Regions from separate parts of the Mus musculus genome. Here region 2 is linked to region 1. A link is a loop called in an ENCODE intact Hi-C map of the cell type or tissue named here. Cell type or tissue: heart. All regions are shown on one strand.

Region 1 (8,000 bases):
AAAGATGAGCACAATGCTGGTCATGTACCAAGTGATTAATAATCTCAGAATAAAGCTGAAGATACAGGGGCTGGGGATACAGCGGCTGAAGATACAGGGGCTTAGGTGATACAGCTGAAGATACAGGGGCTGGGGATACAGGGGCTGAAGATACAGGGGCTTAGGTGATACAGCTGAAGATACAGGGGCTGAAGATACAGGGGCTTAGGTGATACAGCTGAAGATACAGGGGCTGGGGATATTGCTTAGGTGATACAGTGCTTGTCTAGGTCCTAGTGCTTGGGAGGTGGAGGCAGGAGGATCAGGGGTTGACGGCCATCCCCGACTACATGCCTAGTCAGAGGCCAATCTGGACCACAGGAAACCCTGTCTCCCTATCTTTCTTTTTTTCTTTTTAAGTCAGGTGTGCAGACATGTGAGAGACAGGAGACATATTAGACTCTCTTGAGTTTGGGAGTTTGGGACTTCCTATGTAAGCTTGGAAGTTTCTTCTCTATTTTAAAATCAAAAGCCTCTGGTCTCTCGATAGATAGGAGTGGTGTTTATGTAGGTGTGCTGCAATCAATATTTGCTTTTGTTTTAGGCTACACCCGGGGCAGGCCACAGATGCAGAACAAAACATAAATATTATTTTCTTAAAAAGAACACACTGCGGTGGTAACACAAGAGCACAGGCTTCAGGAGCGGGAGGAAGGTGGTGACAGGTTTCAGGGGCCCGAGGAAGGCGGTGACACTGTTGCTGCTTCCTAACTGAGATTGTGCTCCTGTTATGAATCATAATGTAAATATATGTCTTAGGCAACCTCTGTGAAAGGGTCTCCTGACCCCAACCCCAAGGGGTCATAGCCTGCAGGTCGGGAACCACAGCTCTAGAGGCTTCCCAAGCCGCCACTGCATTTTTTATTTCAAAACCTGGCAGACTGCTCCCATTTCTGCAGGGCCCACACTAAGCTGCAGAATGAACCCTCCAGCCATAGCCCGTGCTTCTGATGCAAAGCCAATCAATGACCCTGCAATCACTGACCAAGAAAGAATCTCAGAGGGGTTGTCATATGTCTGGGGCTGGCATGTCATGGGACATGAGAGGTCAGGGAGAAGAATGTCAAGTGCAAAGATTTAATACCATCCAGGAGATGAAAATCCGGTCCCACACACTGAGTGCCAGGATGGAAGCCAGGCAGACTCAGTAAAGCTTCCTTTCAGCATGCCCCTGCCTCAGCTCTGCCCTGAAGAGGGGCAACCCTCAGAGGAGTTAGGTTTAGGTATTTCCCCCTATTGAGCACCACGAGAAAGAATTGGTTTGTTTGTTTTTCCCTGAAAGCCCCTGAAATGAAAGGCAAGTCATCTAGCTATGACCTGCGGGAAAACAGAGGCCAGCAGAAGGTTCTCTTGGGACTGCCTGTAGGTCCCACATGGCCTCTTTCTAATCTGGATTGAACAACTTCACAGTTCATTCGAATTTTCTTGTTCTTGAGCTGACACTTCCTGGTCAAGCATCAGATAGCTGGGGCAGAGTTCAGTACTAGCTGAGGCCCAAGTTTTACAAATGAGATAAAAGAACTGGCTCTGAGGTACAGGCTACCAACGAGAATCCTCCCATGGGCTGGAGGTGGCTGGGAGAAACACAAGTTTTCCTAACTTCGCATCTGCATCTTCCTGCTGTGTTGTAACTACTGTAGCTACCCAGGACCTCTTTTCCTAACTTTTCTGATTCCTGGTTGGTTTTCTTTCCCCTCCTCCAATGCTACAGGGTGAATAGCCTTAGAAGGTCCATGCAAAGACCCCCAGGGGATAGTTTGTCACCATGGCTGTGACTGTTCTGAATCATAGACAAAAAGCCAGGTCCCACTGCTACATAATTACCTTCAACATCAAACACTGAGATCAGCTAAAAGTAAAAGACTTCTCAGCAACATAGAATATATAATCAGAGTCTCATTTGATTTAGCTTTTTAAGTCTCATTTTTATAGCTTTTTTTTTTTAACCATGATGTAAAGTCTTTTGTGTGCATGTGTATTTGTGCATGAGACAGTACATGTGTGGAGGCCAGAGTACAATTGTGTGTGTGTGTGTGTGTGTGTGTGTGTGTGTGTGTGTGTGATGTATGTGTGGAGGTCAGAGGATAACGTCAGATGTTGGTCTTCACTTCCTAGCCTTAGCCACTGGATATTATTGAATGCTGCACACACCAGGCCGGCCAGTCCTGTAAGCTTCTGGGGACTCTCCTGTCTCTGCCTCCCATCTCATCAATGTTGGACCACCAGGGTGGCTGATGTGTGCTCCTGCATCCAGTCTCTGGGGATCCAAACTCAGGTCTTCATACTTCTCCCACTTGTACCTTATTCTCAGACCCATCTCCTCAGCCCCCAGAATGAGTTTTCTAAAGCAAGAAACGACTTTACAAAGAGAAATGCTTTGGTACCAGAGCAGGTGCCAAAGTCAGTAATGCAGAGCTGGGAAGGCACGAGAGGAGTCTGAGGCCAGCCCTGCGTATACAGAAAGACCCCTGTCTCAGAAGAGAAAGAGTCAATGTCGCCTCATCTGGGGACTGCAGTGTGACCATTCTGCTTCTGCACACGTAGCTAAGGGCTGAGCTAACAATCACTCTCAGGACATCTGCATGGACCAAGCATCACACTAAAGTGCATCATTCCTGGGATGCCCGCTAATGGACTGTGGTGAGGGAGGCCTACAGAGCTAACCGGACCCAGGCCTCCTGTACAACTATTTGTTGTTAGCAGAATTAAGTAAAAGTGAACAGGCATTTGGCGTCAGGATCCAAAACTGATTTACTGTAAGGAACCCACATCAAAAGTCTTCAAAGGGTCTGTAGGTGAATTCTGTGCAGCTCTCTGCTTTAACATTTTCTTTCCCATTTATACTTCATTTAAAACGGAGGGGCCGGAAGGACTTCTGCCAAATGCCCAAATCCAGTATGTTTGCAATGTGCTGAGTCTTTGAGGCAGGGGACTCGGCTTCTCTTGGCTAAAGCGAATCACAAAGATCCACCGTGCTTAGATTTAAAACGTCCTTGTGACCCTCATGATGTCAGATTTATGTGGAAAATGGCCTTTGACTCTATCAAGCTCTGCTCCTGGGTTGAAAGAAAATGACCATTTTCAGCTGATTTCCTAGAGAGAATCATGAGACCAATCTCAAAAGAGTGTTTTCTTAAGTAACATCTGGCTTTAAGTCTTAAGGCAATAAAAAGACAAATTCCACTCATGTATTAGGTGGCTGTCTTTGTCAAGTATGCTTGAAGAACTAACTCAGCGAATGAGGCTAAGCGCCTCCCACTACCCCCATCTGGACTCTGGCTTTCTGGTATGAAGGGGGCTCAGGGCCAGGCCTAGCCAGCCAGCAAGCACAGCTCTAAACATTCCCTTATATGGACACACATGTTGTTAGTGTGAGTGTTTCCTGAAGGGCCTGTGGAACAGGCCAGAAATCAGGCTTCCCACACCCACCACGACCCTCTGCAGTGAAAGTATGAGCGGTGGTTTCAGTCCTCATTTGGGTCTCTATTTGCGGATAAAAGTCCACCCAGAACACACCATGTCCGTTCCTGCTGCTGCACAGGCTTCTGGGTCTCAACAGCTCTCTGCAGGGCAAACTAAGTCTGCATTTTGTTGTGTCTCCTCGCCAGGGTAGGCTGCACCATGGATGCTGTTCTCTCCCCTGCCTCTTCTGACTCATGTCCTAGGTGACACTCACCTCTTACCCTCCCCACATATGCTCGGCTGTCAGGGGAATAATAGAATTATCACCCTGGCTCAGATTTATGTCTGATCAACAGGGAAAGACCTGTAGCCGAGACACCGTGGCCTACAAAGCAATGTACAACACCAGCATTTTTTCCTTTGACAACCTGCGGGGTGAAGTCTTTGTTGGAACCAGCCTGCGTGGTGACACCTTTCTAACTTGTGCTGACCTTTAACTTTCCAGCCCTCCAGATAATATACATTTAAGTGTGCAAACATTTCCTTTTAAGGAAGACATGACTGCTGCAATGCCTGGGAAAAATCAAGAATGGAAAGCAGAAGCTGAAAACCCTCTGCTCTCTCACTGCTCTCTCTACCACCCTCGCAGACTTCCAGTCTTCTATGCTTGGCTCGCCAGACCTTTAAAGTTAACAGAACGGCCAGTTTTATGGGTGAGAAAGGCTGGCCTACAAGCATCTGGAATAATATTCTTCAGGAAGTGAGCAGTGACTATCTTAACACAACAGTGTGATTTCTGTTTAGTTTCTGCTTATCTGGGTTTTGCCGACTGGGAATTGACTTCAATCGCCCAGTGAGAGAAAACAGAGAGAGGTGAGCATGGGCAGAAACCGGAGGCAGAAGGTCACACTCGGGGCTGGCTCACTCAACTGCAGAATGTAAAGCCGACAGCCACCCAGCCTTCTGTCCTGCAACCAGCTCCTTAACTAGCTTAACCAGCTCCTTAACTAGCTTAACCAGCTCCTTAACCAGCTTAACCAGCTCAGCTCTGCAGATGTCCTTGTCCCTTAGTGGGTGGCTTCTGCACGCTGAACCACACCTGGATCTTGGCCCATCTCCTGTGCTAGCTATAATCCCAGGGACATCGGCACCCTCAGAATCGTAACGTTCTATCAAAAGACATCTGTTCAAAAGGTCTGCTCACAGAGAAAAGAGATGCCGTAGCAGTTCACAAAGATGCGAGGGAATCAAAGCTCCCTAACATGTCTGAGTGAGAATAAAAATTAACCAGTCTGGGAAATTGTCTGGAGTTGTCTAGTTTCACCATCTGCAAAAATAACCTGAAGTTGCCCTAGATAAGGTACTCTCCATAGGGTCAGGCAATCTCTGGAGTCAGCCTTGTTGTTGCTGAAGACGCTACTGCCACCTAGTGGATGGAGTCAAGGACTGCTGCTTGGCATTCTGTAAGGACAGAACAGGACTCCAACAAAGGATTATCTGGTCTCAGGGGCAGCAGGGCTGAGGCTGAGACTCTGCTCTGTCTGATTCAGTAAGCTGAGTCTGGACTCACTGTAGGAATAACACTCGCAGCAACAGGCTGTTGTGACTGTGGTCCACTGCACTGCAAAGACAGAAATAAGCAACAGCTACAGAGGTAGATGGGATGCTTGTCACACAGCTTGTGTGTGCATGCGTGTGTGTGTGTGTGTGTGTGTGTGACACAAAACTGGCTGATGTGTAATAAGAACGTGGGAACCACAGAGTCATCACTGGGGAAATAGGAATCACCAAGTTGAGAGAATGGCAAAAGAAACAGATTCCACTCAACAGCTGTTCAGAGCCTGCTACAACCAGTCATCAACAGATACTTGGTAAACAGTCAAGTATGGCATGGTGCTCTACACCTGTGCTCTCAGCACCCAGGAGGCTGAGACAGGAGGACCTCAGGCTTGCGACCTGAGACTGTGTCAACAGTCACCATAGCATTTGCCCTGTACCTAGAAGGACGACATTATTTCAATATAAGTCCAAACAGAATTAGAGTTCTGTCTTCTTCTAAACACAGTGTGAATTCCAGATAATGCACTCTGTGGTTGGTTTCACCTTGAAAGACTAAACCAACCACAAAGGGGGGAAATGAACTTAGCAACCTTAGAAACAGCTTGTCCACAAAAGCCCGCTACACTCTATCTACTATGCCTAGAGCCATAATATGTAAACAACACCTACAAACCAATGGGGAAGCCTGAGTAAAGAGTTCACAAAACTCTTAACAGGATTTTATCTAAGAGGGGGTACAAATGACCAACCACACACAGCAAGGGCTTGGTGCCCTTAGACCCATCAAAACCACACTGAGATGCTGGGACACGCCCAGAATGGCCGCAATTAAATACAACTGCCTACCTAAGACACGTCCAGTGTTCACCGTATCTAATCCACAAGAGTACCCGATGGTCAGCAGCCCCAAATGTGCACACTGCTAGTGACAAAATGCCCCATGTTGGTGAGGAAGAAACGGTTTCTTTGGGCCCACAGTTTTGGGGGTCTGAGTTCACTATGGCAGGGAAGGTGAGCAGCAAGGCAGAGAAGCCTATATCATGTCGTCCAGAGAGCAGAGAGAGAACACACCCGCACGTTTACTCTTGAAAAGATTTTCTTTATTGCGTATGGGTATTTGCCTGCATATACATGTATGTACATCATGCTTGCAGTACCATCAGCGGCCAGAAGAGGGGGCCAGATACATCAAAACTAGAGTTACAGTTGGTTCATGTGGGCGATGGGTAATTAATTATTGAGCCATTTCTCTAACTCTATACACGGCCCCAATTTTTCCTACTCACATCCACAGCCCACCATGGTGCCACTTACATTCAGGATGAGTCATTTCCTGTCATCCCTCTAGTTATGTCTTATAGAAATGCCCTTCATAGACACAACTAGAGGGTGTGCCTTGCTCACCTCTTAGGTGCTTCTAGACACAATCAGACTGCAAGTTACGATTAGCCACTAGCATCCAGTCGCTCTAAAACAGACTATTTAACTCACCTACTAACACAATGAGAACCGTCTATAATAAAAGCTGCACAGAAAGTATCGGACGATAGACATCGGACAGGAAAGGAGAAACACATGACGTAATTTCATTTAGATAAGCTCCGAGGAGAAAACCAAGCTCTGGGGGCAGAAGTCAGACCCATGGCGGCTTTGAAAGTACGTAAGGTGGCAGAGAGAACTGCCTACCCCATGGTGACTGCCCTGCTTCTAGACTTGGTGGTGGTGGGGTTACATGGGCTTGGTGCTTATAAGGGTATTTACGTAAGATTTACACAGGTGACTGCACGTGTTCCTTAAAGACCCCACACAACTCCACCAAAGAGAAGAAAGCCAGGTAGATGATCTTTTACAGTCCTACCTCAGCCTCAAACTTGAGACCCATACCACGTAACTTAATGAAGAAAAGACATCCTTTCCAATGCACATTCTTTATACTTTGAAATGAAAGCTGAATTACCGCCATCGACTGGGAAGGTGGGTCACGGGTAATACAAGAAGCTACCTGTAACTGATTTATCAATATGACAGCCATGACAAGTGAAAGCTGGAAATCTATTAGAAGGCAGAAAGTCTGGCAAGAAACATGGCAACAGGATTCGCCCACAACCCCCTGCAGCTACTGATCATTACCATTTTAAACCGATGTCCAGGTCAATGCTAACGCGCCAACACGAATTCCAAGTATTAAGCCATTCTTGGTGCGGCTAAATGCCCCATTGACCTCTGCCTCTCCTTCCTGAAATCCAGGGACAACTGACTGCTGATCATTAGGTCTGATTAGTTCCCGTTCATTCCTTAATGGGTTATTCTACAGGTTGTCTGTTTTACAACTTGTAACCCCGCGTTGCATTTACAGACTTGCATCTTTTTTATTTTATTCTACACTCTCTCTTGTGCTCAAGGTGAGAACGGCTGCTTGACCTTATTCTTGTGAAGGGCGTCGGTCTCAGAAGAACGGATGGTCCGGTTCTGCTGCTCTTTCAGGGGAGGTCATTAACCTTCCCCTCCCTCCGTCTTCCTTCCTCTCCCCATCCTCCCATCCCCTCCCACACCCACACTAACTCTTTTCCCTTCTTCTCCTCTTCTCCTCCCATCCTTTCTCTCTTTGCCTTTTTAATAGGAACAATTGATACACCACTTACATATTTAACTTCCACCCTCTATATTCAAAAGGCTCTGGACCCCCATGCCCTGTTGTCAACCCAGCAAGCACAGAATAGTCGGAGATCTCCCCATCTGTCAGAGTAGGAACGCCTTGGGGAGCATGACTCCTGTCTGTGTCACCCCACTTTGCCCAGCCAGATTGTCCTTTTGTCCTTAGCGACAGATCTGGAAAGACAGTTCCTCTGGAGTTAGCCCACAGTGAGAGCAGCCTCTCCTGTCTAAAGCGAGGGCTCTCCCCGCTTCTGAATGTGGGAGCTCACATGTCTGCTCTCCCCTCTTCTACCTCCTCCTTGTGCTCTCGAGGCCTTGATCAATTTTTGCTGCTTCTCCTTATG
Region 2 (8,000 bases), 62 kb before region 1:
TATGCTCCTTGTGTCAAGTCTACACTTTCACAGCTGTAAGAACTGGAAGAAAAGGCTCTCTCTCTCTCTCTCTCTCTCTCTCTCTCTCTCTCTCTCTCTCTCTCTCTCTCTCCAGCTGCTATTCTCTGACTGCTTCTGGCCAAATGTAAGGTCACCAAAAGTGACCCTAAGAGCAGGTGATGGTGGAGGACTCATGGCATGCTGTTTCCAGTGTGGGCAGCTAGGTTGTCAATGGAGATAAACTCAGTTCCAGTTGGGCCAACAAGGCTGTGTCAAGCCTGCACTCCCATTTGATTATTGGGATTCTAATCCAATTCCACTAGATACAGCTAGGAAATTTCCCCAGAGGTCTGGTCCTTGCTCGAATCTGAGTCAGGCCAAACATTATGTCCAGGTTTCCATAGAGCCCATGACTCCATTCAGACAACCATGACATTGTGTCTTATACTCTCCCCCTCTTCCCCAAGTCATATCATAGTCAATTTCTTGATGCAAAGAAATTGCATTCTGCTAAATTCCAGCATGACAGCACAGTGCTGTTCTCTTCCCAGAGGCTGCTAGGTGAACATGGGTTTGAACAGCGGAGCTGGACTAGGAGGCATCCCCTGCTGTTGGTTCTAAGGCTACAGCCTACACGTGTCAGTGACTGGTATCTTGGGATGGGCAGAGAGGGAAGGATAGTAGTGCCTGCCACTGGAGGCACAGACAACAAGATGTGACCTCAAGTGCTTGGAGAATGGGCCAGTTGAAACTTCCCTGAGACATCAGGTGGTATTCACAGTAAGAAGGTCAGCTGGGGTCTTGCTTCTGTCTACAAGAAACACCAGGCTACTTAGTATGTGCTACACACCTTGGCATGACGAGGCATGCAGATTGCTCTGCACTCCCCCACAAGCTCCATTCCCGGGCTAAGGACTGAGAAGTCCAGCCTGACAGGCTAATTGGTGTGAAGGAGTTCCCGATGACCGATAGCTGAGGGAAGTTCTTGAGCTGGGCTACATTCAGCAGGTCAAATTCTACCAACAACATGGTGGTGTTGAGGGACCCAGAGGGGAGAGGCTCTGGGGACTTGCTGGTTCTAACAGAGACTTGTGGATTTAGTCACCAAGGCTGTATCTCCAGGAAGTCCTGCCCCTACCTTACTGGGTAGGGATTTTTCTTCTTCGTCTAGGAACAGCAGTGAGGTATAAATGAATATCTCAAAAAAAGAAACTAGCCCTTGGCAACAGATGTGCTGAAAGTAACCAGGTAGTTGTGAACTTGAGAGGTCAGGCTGGACCATTGGCTGCCTCCTCTTACTCATGCATTCCAGGCTTTAAGAATCGGTCATAAATACTTTGGGCTTCTGTTGGGGTGATGGTGTGCTGGCAAGTTCTATGTTATCTACAAGGACATTCTTGTCTTCTAGTTTAATGACTGTGGGCTCTGGGGCGGGAGCTGGAGTTGGGTTTTTGTGCGTGTGGGGCAAGCTGATTTGGTTGATGTCCAAATCCTTGAAAGCGTGAAGCATAAAAACACCCAGGATGATGGTGACGAAGCCAGACAGGGTGCCCACAATGTCCACAGCAGACATGGTATACCACTCCTTGAAGAGGACGATGGAGGAGGCCACCACCACCGTGGTGAAGAAAACGTAGTAGATGGGGAAGACCAATGAGGTGTTGAAAATATCCAGTGCCCTGTTGAGGAAGTTGACCTGGATGATGATAGAAAGACCCAGGATGAGGGACAGGATGTAAGGGAGAGGGTGCCGCACAACTGGTAAGCCCTGGAAGAAGTTCCTAATGGTGACACCAAGCCCCTTGACGGCAGTCACGGAGAAGGATCCGATCACGGAGCAGATGATGATGTAAATGAGGATATTCCTTTGCCCGTAACGTGGGGCAACAATGAAGATGAGGATGAGGCAAGACACCACCAGAAGGACAGCAAAGACGATGAACCCTTCAGGAAGGATGGGTAAAAGTTATTCAGCAAAGGACTCAAGGGTATCTAGGGCCCCAGACTTATAGCCCAACAGAGGTGGGTTCTAGTCCCAGCCTCAGACCTTATAGTAACCCTTTTTAGTAACTTATGCAAGTTACTAAACTCTTTAGACCTTAGTTTCCCCATTTGTTAAAAAAAAAAAAAGAACAAAACAATGGGATTCCTTTTATCTTGAAGAGCTGTTCTATGAGCTGATGCATCGTCTTGCATAAAATGTTTTATAATAAAAATAATGTGTATTTAGAGACATGCCTGGCACATGATAAATTATAAATACTACGTATTTACATCAATCCGGGAAGCCTTGCAAGCAGGTACCATCCAGCTTCCTCTCTGCTGTTCATCTTTTCCTCAAGGGGGCAGCCTGAAGATGGCCAGAGCCCAATTACTCTATACACAATTCATCCCCTTGTGTTTTCTGCAAACCCAGTGCTTGAAACCTACCTGTGTCTTTCATCTTGGAAGCCATCTCTGCAACAGTGGTGACCTTCTCCTCTTTGGGGGCATGTATGACCATCACTGTGCTGCCAGCCATACAGATCACACAGCCCAGTTTCCCCAGTAGATTCAGGCTCTCTCCCAGGCAGTAGGAGGAAAAGATGGCACTGTATAGGGGGATGGGAGAGAGGGATTGAAGGGGGTGCCTATCCCAGACCTACAAAAGACACACTGGGGGTTGAGTGAATACTTATGGAGAACAACAGTCCAGAACTCACTTCTCTCTGTAGAAGGCTTCCTAGATTCCCTCTGTCTAACCCCAAACCTTTCAAAAGTAGAAACACACTTCTAGGGGATTGTAATGTGTGCTGGACAAGCAGAAATACACATAGATCTCCTTGGTTGGTCTATTGTCAAGTTGACACAGCTAAAGTAATCTGAGAAGAGGTGACCTCAGTTCAGCAAATGCCCCCATCAGATTGGCCTGTAGACAAGCAATGGAGGGCATTTTCTTGATTGATATGGATGAACTGTGGGCAGTACCATCCCTGGATAGTCCTGGGGTGTATAAGAAAGCAAATTTTACAAGCCAAGAGGAGCAAGCTCCTATATGGCTTCTACTTTAGTTTCTGCCTCAAAGTTCTTGGCTTTCCTCCATGATGCAATATGTAAGCCCAATAAATCCCTTCCTCTCCAAGTTACCTTTGATAATGATGTCTCATCATAGCAATAAAAAGCAAACAAAGACAAGTTGAAAGAGCCTTTCAAAGTACTCTTGTCTGACTCCCCATTGACTGAACCTATTGTTCGGCAGTATTGCCAGGAGATGTTTTTCAACCATGGCTTGTATGCATCTGGTTGCATGAAGCAAGCCAAATGCGTACATTGCGGGTTCACACTATGTACCCCACATACGTTTTCTGTCAATTTCTGTTCCTTGTTCCATTCCTGTTCCTTGGGTCATAGAATATGAATCTACTTCTCTTTCACTTGCATATGGCAATATAAATCACCACAACAATAATAACAAACACTATGTTTGGGGCCATGAATTTCTTAATAAGTTCTGTGTTAGAGTCAATCTGGCAACTCTGTGAATTAACATATACTGCTCCCACTTTACAGATAAGAAAACTGAGCTCATAGAAGTTTAAATGATTCGGCAAAGTCCTTTGACTGGTAAGTGGCAAAGGCAGGTTTTGAGCAATACTTTGATCTTATTACAAAGCTAGTGAGTTTTCCTCTATGTTAAAGAGAACTTTTATGCTTTCTAGAATCTTTCCTGAGTAAAATCCTTCTAGCTCCTTGGTGATATCATTTCTGTTCTTTCTGATTGTCTAGGTAAGGGAAGAAAAAGGGGGACTGGGCAGGCTGGGAATGAGCCATGAGCTCACTTGCATTATGAAGGCAGCATTAGTTCACACTAAAAATGTATTGGTTGTCCTGGGACCTAGGTAACATCAAAAAGTCTTGGCTTGTAAGCAAGCCTGTGGGACATTTTCTTGATTGATGATTGATGTGATTCGGACCACTCAGTTCCCTGTGGGCGGTGCCATCCCTGGGTAGGTGGTCCTAGGGCTATATGCAAATTAGGCAAGGCTGGAGAAGCAAGCCCCAACTATTTCACACAGGCACCAAGCAGTTAAGAATCCCATGCCTCAGGGGGCTGGTGAGATGGCTCAGTGGGTTAGAGCACCCGATTGCTCTTCCGAAGGTCCGGAGTTCAAATCCCAGCAACCACATGGTGGCTCACAACCATCCGTAACAAAATCTGACTCCCTCTTCTGGAGTGTCTGAAGACAGCGACAGTGTACCTATATATAATAAATAAACAAAATCTTAAAAAAAATCCCATGCCTCTCAAAGCAAGCCCCAACTATTTCACACAGGCACATCCCAGGAATGGGATTTGGGAAGCACCTCTACTGAGCAGAGACACCAGTCAGGCCAGTTGTGCACTGAAGAGTCGGAAATCTACTTGCTTCACAATTGTAAATGTTGTGAAATTATCACCAAGTGAAACAACACAGAAGATATTATGGGTGCCAGGTGTGGTTGGCTGCGGTTTACCAGAGCTCCAGAGGTAGCTCCTAAATGAGAGTACCCTTCCGATGTGGCTTAAGGACCCCCACAGAAGTACCTACGTCCATAGCTTGAGAGAAATGGGGTGATGAGAGGCACAAATGCTTAGGCGTAATTATTTTATTGTTTGGGTTGTTTGGGGGTGTTAGCAGTCAAACCCGGGCATACTAGGTGAACACTCCTATATCACCAGCTCTACCATCTTTTAGTTTTAAAATTGTTGTTTGCTAAGTCTTTCACGAGAGGCAACATAGTATATAGCACAGCTGCTCACATCTGGCGGGGAATTATCCCGCATAGGGTGGAGCCTGGCCTGGTAGCAGAGTCTTCATATTGCCATACGCAAGTAGAAAAGGGGTTGCTCTACCACCCAAGGAAAAGAAATAGGTCAAGTAGAACTTGCTAGAGAGTTACTTTGGCCAAAGCACTTAAACCCTCTGGGTCTTGGGAACAAATGGAAGGATTAAGTTAGTTACTACACGGGTTACACTCAGACGATCTAATGGGTAGTTTTCCTCTGTAAATTGTAGCCGCAGCTGCTTGGAGCTAGTTTTTTTTTTTTTTTCTAAATCCATTCACTATGTTGTAGCCCCATTTAGCAGTCTGGGTGTGTATCATTAGCATTCTATTTTGCATATGAATGAATTAAGGCTTGACTGCGAGACTTTTGAATCCATAACTGCTAAGGTTTAGGTATGGATTAGTACTTGGGCCTGGGAAAATGGCAAGCATGAGGACCTGAGTTCAAATCCCCAGGACACACCTAAAAACTAGGTGTGCTGGCTTGTGCCTATAATCCTTGTGCTGGTGAGGCAGAGACCAGAGGATTCCTGAGCTGATTGGCCAGTCAGCCTAACCAATTAATTGGTGAGCTCCAGACTAGCCAATTGGTGAGGTCCAGGCAGTGAGAGACATTGTGAAAAACTAAGGTAGAAACTAAGGAAGACAATGAACTCTGCCCTCTGCCCCCCACAGTCAGCTTACACAGAAGTGTAAACAGATGCACGTGCAACTGTATGCACACGTATTCCCGTATACATGTACTACATGTACACTATAAACAAAAGAACACTAGGGCTCATGTTCTTAGTTCATTGAGGGGATACTGAGGCCCATGGCAGCCATCAGTCTTAGGGCCTGGAGCTCTGAATAGCATGGTCCTTCTTCCCAGGCCTGGACCAGTTTGGGGTTGATGCTCCCACTTTGGTAAATTCAGGTCTCAACAAATTGAAAACAGGAAAGAGGTGTCAAAAGAGGGGACAGTGACCTTATGAGGACGCTCAGTGCTCCCAGCGGTGTGACAACCGTCGCAGGTGCAAATGCATAGGCCCCGAAGTTGGCAACTTCTCCAGCAGACACTAGGAAATTAGAGGGGAAAAGAGGCCAGTGTAACTCCAAGGCACCACGTCCATTCCAGATGAATCTGGGCAGAGATGGCGTCGGTCAGTTCAACTGCAAACTAAAACCCAAGACCAGCACTCCCTCAGATCCCATCCGGATGCTGTCTCCTTGGAGACAAGGTCAGACCCAGACTCTGTGTTCTCCCACTGTACTATAAAGGTGGCAAGGCCCAAGTCCTAAGCTCACAGTGACCTGAAAAGCTGCCATGTTTTGGATGTCCTTTAACTTTCAGTACATACTCTGTAAAGTGTGTATCACAGGCTGACATGCCTTCATGTCTATCTTTAAAATAAGTTCTAGAAAATCAGTTATTAAATAAACTTTGGATTCTTTGAGTACCACTTGGTCCATCAACTATTCTTTACTAGGGGAACTGTGGACAGTTGTGCTGATTAGTTGTTTTGTTGTCGTTGTTGTTGTTGTTGCTGTGGTTGTTGTTACTGTTTTCATCAATTGGGCATAAGCTACTCTCATCTGAGAAGGAAAGCACCCCACCAGGCTGGCCTGAAGGCAAGTCTGTGAGGACATTGTCCCGATTGCACATCTTAGCAAGTGGCCCTGGGATTTATAAGAACACGAGGTGAGTGAGCTAAGAGAAGTACACCAGGAGGGAACACTCTTCTGTGGCCTCTCAGTTTCTGAGTTCTTGCCTTGGCTTCCCTCAGTGAGGGACAGACCTAGGGTAGCTTTACAGAAGCCTGTAAGTCAACCAAACCCTCGCCTCCTGGAGTTGCTCTGGGTCAGTGTTCTATCACAGCAAGAAGAACCAAACTAAGGCAATAGTCTAAGACAGGAGGCTTAGAGATGGCTGAACCACCAAAGAGCCAAGAATACTTTCCATTTATCTGAGCCTCTGGTCTGCCCTTGCCTACAGAACCTTTTCCATGTCTCCTGTGTGCGGGGAGATGGTGAGTGGGATAGCTCTGCCCAAGGTAAGGATTAAAACCCTATTTGGATGAGTATTGATGTTATTTTCTACCTAGAAGAATTGGGCTTTGGGGGCTAAGAAGATGTCTCAGCGGTTAAGGTCGCTTGCTGTGTAAGCAAGAAGACCTGAGTTCAAGTCCTCAGTACCCATGTAAATCCCAGTCATGGCTGAGTGTGCCTGTAGCTCCAGCATGGTAGGGTGGAGACAGAACTTATTGGCCGGCCAGCCTAGCATCAATGGGGAACCTCATGTTTAGTGAGAAACCCTGTTTCAAAAATTAAAGTGGAAAGCACTAGGGGAAGACACCTGACATCTTCCTCTGGTCTTTGCATGTATATGGGTGGGCAGGAACATCCTCTCCCCACTATATGCATGCATCACGCGAGCGAGTGCGCACGCGCACACACACACACACACCCCACCACCACCACCACTACCACCACCATCATCAAAAATTATTTTTTAAAATAATTGGGCTTTGATAGCCAGAAAGAGCATGTGGAGAGCAGGAGTGATGTGAAAGTGTACAAGTCTAGACAAAGTAGCGGGGCATCCATGCTCAAAGTGGGCCGAGCTCTTAATTGCATGGAATAGGGAAGTTACTTTAGGTTCCCAAAGTCTACAGATGGAGACCCATGACTGTGTCCAAGAGAAGGTGTTACCAGTGCCCTGTATTTCAGTAGTAGCTGAAAGAATACATGTGTAGAATTTGCTACGTAACTGAGGGTGACTTAGAACTTCTGCCCCTTCGCCTCCGCCTCTGGAGTGCTGGGATGACAGGCACGTTCACTGCGCTTGTTTTATGTAGCACTTAGGATTGAACTGAGGGCTTTGTGTGTGCTAGGCAAATGCTCTCCCACCTGAGCTACACCCCAAGCCTCTGCACCTGTATCGTTATCTTCATGGAAGGGGCCTCCTTTAGAGCTGAGAAAAGTGATTGCACAGAGTAAGATGTCTGCAGAGGCAAGATTTTCCCAAGGAAGTTGACCTTGGCTCCCAGTGTCTATAACAGAGACAGAACCCTTTCATCTTGCCCTCCCCTTCATCTCCATCCCAGCTATCAGTAGATCACTGTTCTTAGTCGTGAAGAAGCCACTTACTGGTAGCCATTCCAGCCCACCACATTGGGTCCTTCAGGTAGCCGTAGCCTCCATTCACTGTAGAA

What was found. Hi-C counts contacts between places; a loop is a spot of excess contacts. Peaks named below come from ENCODE experiments on the same cell type or tissue, not always from the same donor. Only the 100,000 strongest peaks of a DNase experiment are listed, where the experiment ranks them.
Region 2: it touches region 1 in a loop (2.3-fold over the local background); 3 of 42 quality-filtered maps call a loop at or near these places.

Annotation. Positions count from the first base shown.
Region 1 is chr11:46,210,690-46,218,689 of GRCm38, forward strand. All of the region lies in intron 26 of Cyfip2 (cytoplasmic FMR1 interacting protein 2), which reads right to left. Among named protein-coding and RNA genes, the nearest start is that of Fndc9, 21 kb to the right of the region's middle. In heart, CTCF peaks have their summits at 4,874 (motif pointing left) and 6,172 (motif pointing right); a DNase peak (open chromatin) is centred at 4,882; H3K27ac peaks cover 5,958 bases.
Region 2 is chr11:46,148,831-46,156,830 of GRCm38, forward strand. Nipal4 (NIPA-like domain containing 4) reads right to left here. Exons shown (of 6, transcript NM_172524.3): 3 at 7,936-7,992; 4 at 5,774-5,864; 5 at 2,431-2,591; 6 at 1-1,944. The coding sequence ends at 1,316. Among named protein-coding and RNA genes, the nearest start is that of Gm35624, 13 kb to the right of the region's middle. In heart, no CTCF peak of the experiment used is centred here; no DNase peak of the experiment used is centred here.